2 separate regions of the Homo sapiens genome follow, and region 1 is linked to region 2. The links are chromatin contacts, found by Hi-C in ENCODE. All regions are on one chromosome and are shown on one strand. The core of a region is the stretch at or near the end of the contact, and the rest is flanking DNA. Distances in the headings are between cores, read along the strand shown. Region 1 has its middle 69 kb from the start of UST. Region 2 has its middle 190 kb from the start of UST.

Region 1 (2,798 bases), core at 113-2,612, 120 kb before region 2:
TTACTTATCCTAAAGAGATATTGTTTAAAAGTTCTCCTCTGCAGTAAGCATCACAAGCCCCTGTATGAGTTGATGGGAAAGGCAGGACCTTGTAAGGCTGAGTGTATTAGTCCATTATCATGCTGCTAATAAAGGCATACCTGACATTGGGTAATTTATAAAGGAGAGAGGTTTAATGGACTCACAGTTCCACATGGCTGGGGAGGCCTCACAATCATGGCAGAAGGCAAAGTAGAAACAAAGGCATGTCTTACATGGTGGCAGGCAAGAGAACATGTGCAAAGGAACTCCCCTTTATAACACCATCAGATCTCATGAGACTTATGCACTATCATGAGAACAGCACTGGAAAGACCTGCCCCCATGATTCAATTACATCCCACCACGTCTCTCCCACGACATGTGGGAATTATGGGAGCTACAATTCAAGATGAGATTTGGGTGGGGACACAGCCAAACCATATCACCGAGTAAGACCATGATGAGGAGTCATAGCCACTTTAGATGCTGTCACTTGGTGAGCAAGTCAATGTCTCTAGACCCAGTCATTGGCCATTGCGTGTCCACATGGATGTTCACTATCAGTGAGGAAAGGGTTTCACGGTACCCACAGCTTGCTTCTAATTCTGAGGACTTCCTCTTTTGTAGCCCCCTCTCCTGTCTAGGCCCCTGATGGTGTTTGGGCCCCTGAGGGAAGAGGAAAGACTAATACTGTCCTCTCCTATGGCCCTTGGAAAGCTGAGGCAGTGGAATCTACTAAAGAGGTTCATCGTCCCAGCAAATTTTATCTTCACAGTTCAGAATGCTAGTGCTGTCTCTCCAGCACCAGCCCCATGTCCAGATGGCATGGGCAAATGCTTGAGAGCCCTGCCAGGGCCACAGTATTACTGAGATTCCCAATTGCTGATGACCCTTGAGGTTTTTCTCCAGAGAGCCTCATCTAAAACATCTTTGTGTAGGACCAGTTCACGACATACTGATGTAGTGACCCGAATTAATTAATCCACTTACCTACGACGAATAGTGCCCTAAGGAATGCGATATAGACCAAAGAGGGCAAGGCTGGAAAGCTCTAGAACACAGCCCATAATGTAACCATAGAACTAGGAAGAAAGCTGTGAAAGAAAAGGTGATCTCCCCAATTCAGAATTTGTCATGTCTCAGAACTTCCTCTTTCTATGCTATTATGGGTCTTGCTCTCAAGATAATTCACTCAGCACAGGCTTTCAGAATTTCTGCTTTTCAACAAATGAACCAAATTCCTTTAAGCTAGCACCAGCCTCATGGTTGGCTGCCCCTTTTCTCACCTAATGTAATTATTTCCTGTGAAGATGGATTGGAGTTGAGATTTCATAATGCTGCCGTAACATTTCTCTCTCACTCTCCTGCATCACACTCACAGTGACATTTGGGCCATTTTTTGCCTCTGCATAAATGCACAATCTTGCCATCCATCATGCCAAGGGCAACTATGAATGAAATGAGCATTAAGCATATTAGTTTTCAATGCTATTAAAGCCATTAAACATATTAGCAGGCCCATTACTTTATTTTCCTACGGATTTTTTAGTATTGTGACCTCCAGTCATGAAGAAAATGCAAAGCCTTCCCAAGCAAAAGCTGCTATGAATGTGGGTAGGAGGTGAAGTTCACATGGGCCAAATCAGATCATTAATGGAAAATTATGCTGCCGCATGACATGGGCAAGTGTGAGATATCACACAACCAAGGAAGACACTGGCCTGTGCATGCTTTCCCACGCACCCAGTCGTACACAACTCATTAATTTGAAAACCAAAAAGAGGAAGTGAAATTAGGAATTTCAGTCTCCGTCTACCTCTCTTCTGATCTACCTTTAAATGGCAGCTACAGAAACAGAATAGTCTGAAACGCCAGAAAAATGTAAAAGTTCTTCATTTAAGTTTAGAAAAAGGAAGCTAAAAATAACCTCTAATTGAAGGAGTTATTTCAGAACCAGACTTGAAAACATTTAGCATAGTCTTTTAATTAATTTATTCTGAGGATAGTGCTGAAAATATATCTATCTACCTAATAGCAGAGAGAAAAATCTCCAACTTTGCCTTCTGGCTAGATTCGTTTTACCCTTACTGATATTTCCTCCCCTTATTTGTAGTTTTTGTTTCAATTATCCATGGTCACCTGTGGTCTGGAGATTGATGATTACAGTGCAGTAAGATATTTTGAGAGAGAAAGAGAGACCATAGTCACATAACTTTATTTTATTTTATTTTGTTTTATTTTATTTTATTTATTTGAGATGGAGTCTCTCTTTGTCACCCAGGCTGGAGTGCAGTGGCACCATCTCAGGTCACTGCAACCTCTGCCTCTTGGGTTCAAGAGATTCTCCTGCCTCAGCTTCCCGAGTGACTGGGATTACAGGTGCCCACCACCATGCCCGGCTAATTTTTTTTATTTTTAGTAGAGGCAGGATTTCACCATGTTGGCCAGGCTGGTCTCAAACTCCTGACCTCAGGTGATCCACCTGCCTCAGCCTCCCAAAGTGCTGGGATTACAGGCATGAGCCACCATGCCCGGCCCACATTCACATAACTTTTATTATGGTATATTGTTCTATTTTATTATTAGTTATTATTGTTAATATTTTGCTTGCTTAATTTATTAATTAAACTTTACATTAGGTATGTATAGGAAAAAACGGTGTAAACAGGATTTCGTACTGTGATGGTTAATATTGAGTGTCAACTTGATTGGATTGAAAGATGCAAAGTATTATTCCTGGGTGTGTCTGTGAGGGTGTTGCCAAAGGAGATTACTAT
Region 2 (2,919 bases), core at 146-2,645:
AAGTGCTGGTGGCTCAATGTAAATTTCAAGGCCCCAGGAACTCCTTCACTGAAGATACTCATAGTTTTTAACCCTTACTATGCATCAGAATAACTTGTGGAACTTGCAAAAACTCATGAATGTCCAGACTTCATTCCCTGAAGTTCAGATTCAATTGGTCTGCAGTAGGCCCCGGGCAGCCTCCTTTGCAAAGCTTCCCAGGTATAATGGTGTTCTACTCTCCCCAGTTATTCAATGAAACACAAACTTAGGTGTTTCTATGAAGGTATTTTGTAGATGAAATTAAAACCCCAAATCAGTTGACTTTAAGTAAGGGAGAGTATCCTAGACCAGCAGTCCCCAACCGTTTTGGCACTGGTCACCAGTTCCATGCAAGAAAATTTTTCCGTAGATGGGGTGGGGTGCGAGGGGATGGTTTCAGGATGATTCAAGCATGTTTCATTTATTGTGCATCTTTCTTTCTATTATTATTACATACTCACCATAATGTAGAATCAGTGGGAGCCCTGAGCTTGTCTTCCTGCAACTAGATGGTCCCTTCTGGGGGTGATGGGAGGCAAGGACAGATCATCAGGCATTAGATTCTCATAAGGAGCCTGAAGCCTAGATCCCTTGCATGTGTAGTTCACAGTAGGGTTTGCGATCCTGTGAGAATCCAATGCCACTGATCTCACAGGCAATCAGATCCTAACAGGCCATGGACTGGTACCAGTCTGTGGCCCAGGGGCTGGGGACCCCTGTCCTAGACAATCCAGATGGGCCTGATTCAATGCATCAGAAGGCCTTAGAAGCAAAGCTGAGGCGTCCTTGATGAAGAAGAAATGTCATGGTGGACAGCAGCATCAGCTGGTGTCTGTGAGTTCCAGCCTGTCCTTCCTGATGATCAGCCTGCCCTATGGATTTCAGACTTGCCTCGTCACACCTCGCAATTAAGCCAATTCCGTGCAAAAAATCTCGAATTATACATCTCTCACGGGTTCTGCTGAGAACCAGGGAGTTATTCAGTAGTTGTTAAGCCAAAGGGCATCAGAATAAAATAACACAAGGTCAAATCTCATCTCTTCTCCCTGCGACCTTCGTGGCTGCAGTTCCTTCAGCTATAAAGTGGGGATCTCGGTGTTCGGTGCACAGGCATCCTGTGAAGGGTAACTGCTCTCAGGAGTGTGTACGTTCACTACACATCAGGACTGAGTGATGGCAGCTGCTCTTATACTGCTAGGCTATTCTGGGCCATGAGCAAATAAATGTTCAGACAAAAAATGCGGCTGGTGTTCCCTCACCATTGCTTGACATCTAAAGTTTAGGGCCTTGGAGTGACCTAATCCGGCTTCCCCCAGCTTGCTCCCGCAGTAGGCAAGAGGGCGCCTGCGCACACACAGACACGTGGACGCTGCACCCCAGCAGGTGCAGGACACCGAGGCGGCCGCCCAGCTCCGGTCATGAAAGCAGCCAGGAGTTCCATCGGTCACCCATCATCGCTCTCCTGGGAGTTTTAATAGGTGTTTTGGTTACAGGACTCCAGGTCTCGCTGCTCACTTGGTGAGTCGTGGCGGTCCTGCCGGCCCTGCTGCCGCCGCACTCGGTTTCGGGGCTGCGGCTCGGCTCCGCACCGCGCGGCGTGGACGCGCTCCTCCCGGGGGCTCCCGCGCCTCCCACCAGCGCCTCCCGGCGAGCTGGCTCGGCCTCCAGCCTGGCGAAGCAGTGCCCTCTGGCGGCCACGCACTGCAGCAGCGGCTCGCTCGGCAAGACGGAGGCCGAAACCTGAAACCGGCTCTGGGCCCTGATTTCTTTCTAAGCCACTGTTTTTTGACTTGGAAATCCATAAGAAATCCAAAATTGTAGGTTTTTCTCTTTTTTTATGAAACAATTTTTGTATTTTCCACAGACAATAAATTAGATGTTTCTGTTCCTGGTAGTGCCCAATGTGAGGATGGATACATTTAGCACCTGCACATGTGAAGGTGACCCGACATTAAAAGTAGGGAAACTCCGTGTGGATTTCGGTGATGAGCTACACGTTCACAAAACCACCCTTGATAGTCATTTCCACAACTTCCAGTCCTGAGAACTGGTCACTCCAGCAGGTTTAAGGTAATAATCTGTGGGTCAAAGTTAAGTCAAAGTTAAGCCTTGGATACGCAGAGAGGAGCCGCCTCTTTGTCTATTTACCTTGTCACTAGCCATCCGCGTATGGACCTCAGCCCCTCGTGTCACCCCTCTGGGTCTCCGTCTCCTAACCTAGGAAAGAAGAGGGTTAAAATAGAGCCTCTTCAGCGTTTGCATTTAGGATCCAAGGGCTAGTCATTCTGGAATAGTCATTCATTCAGCAAATACCACGTGTCAAGTGGAGAGGGTTCAGGTTCACCAGGGAGCAAACCTGTGCGTTCCCGGATGTTAAATTGTAGCAAGGGAGAAAGGTACTAAGCAATAAACCTAAAGATGACACAGTGTGTTAGAAGGTGAGAATGAACGCCAGGTGGAAACTGGCACAGGTGTGGGACTCGAGAGTGGTAGCCCAGGGAAAGGCTGAGGGAGAGGCAGTTTCAGATGACGGAATCAGGCCAGGACTCTGAAAAGTGTCCTTTGAGCAAAGACCTGTAGAAGGGCATGAGAAAACCACAGGGTCTTTCTGAAGAAGAGACTTCCAGGCAGAAGGAAGCCTGCAGAGGCCCGAGGTGAGAGCGGTCCGTTAAACTTGCGGACCAAGGAGAAAGCCTGTGTGGCTGAATCAGAGTGGCTGAAGAGTAGCGATGGCTGGGGAGGCTAGGAGGTCACAAGAGATGGTTACACAGAACCTGCTGGGCCACCGCAAAGGATTTGCCTTTGACTCTGAAAGAAACGGGGCCATTGGAGGTTTTGAGCAGAGGAGCGGCACGATCTGCCTGATGTTTTCACAGGTCTGTCTTAGCCTGCTCGGGC

What was found. A loop is a pair of places that touch in the nucleus more often than their neighbours do. Pooled maps may share reads with other maps.
Region 1: a pooled map shows a loop between it and region 2 (2.5-fold over the local background). The contact joins two enhancer-like sites. A Hi-C loop is called at or near these places in 3 of 50 pooled maps.

What each region holds. Positions count from the first base shown.
Region 1 is chr6:148,676,700-148,679,497 of GRCh38, reverse strand. No RefSeq gene overlaps it. Among named protein-coding and RNA genes, the nearest start is that of UST, 69 kb to the left of the region's middle. Within about 2 kb of position 1,362, at least 4 of the 41 ENCODE cell types and tissues checked have a DNase peak (open chromatin) inside an H3K27ac peak, as active enhancers do.
Region 2 is chr6:148,558,732-148,561,650 of GRCh38, reverse strand. No RefSeq gene overlaps it. Among named protein-coding and RNA genes, the nearest start is that of UST, 190 kb to the left of the region's middle. RefSeq lists a silencer at 1,625-1,804. Within about 2 kb of position 1,395, at least 9 of the 41 ENCODE cell types and tissues checked have a DNase peak (open chromatin) inside an H3K27ac peak, as active enhancers do.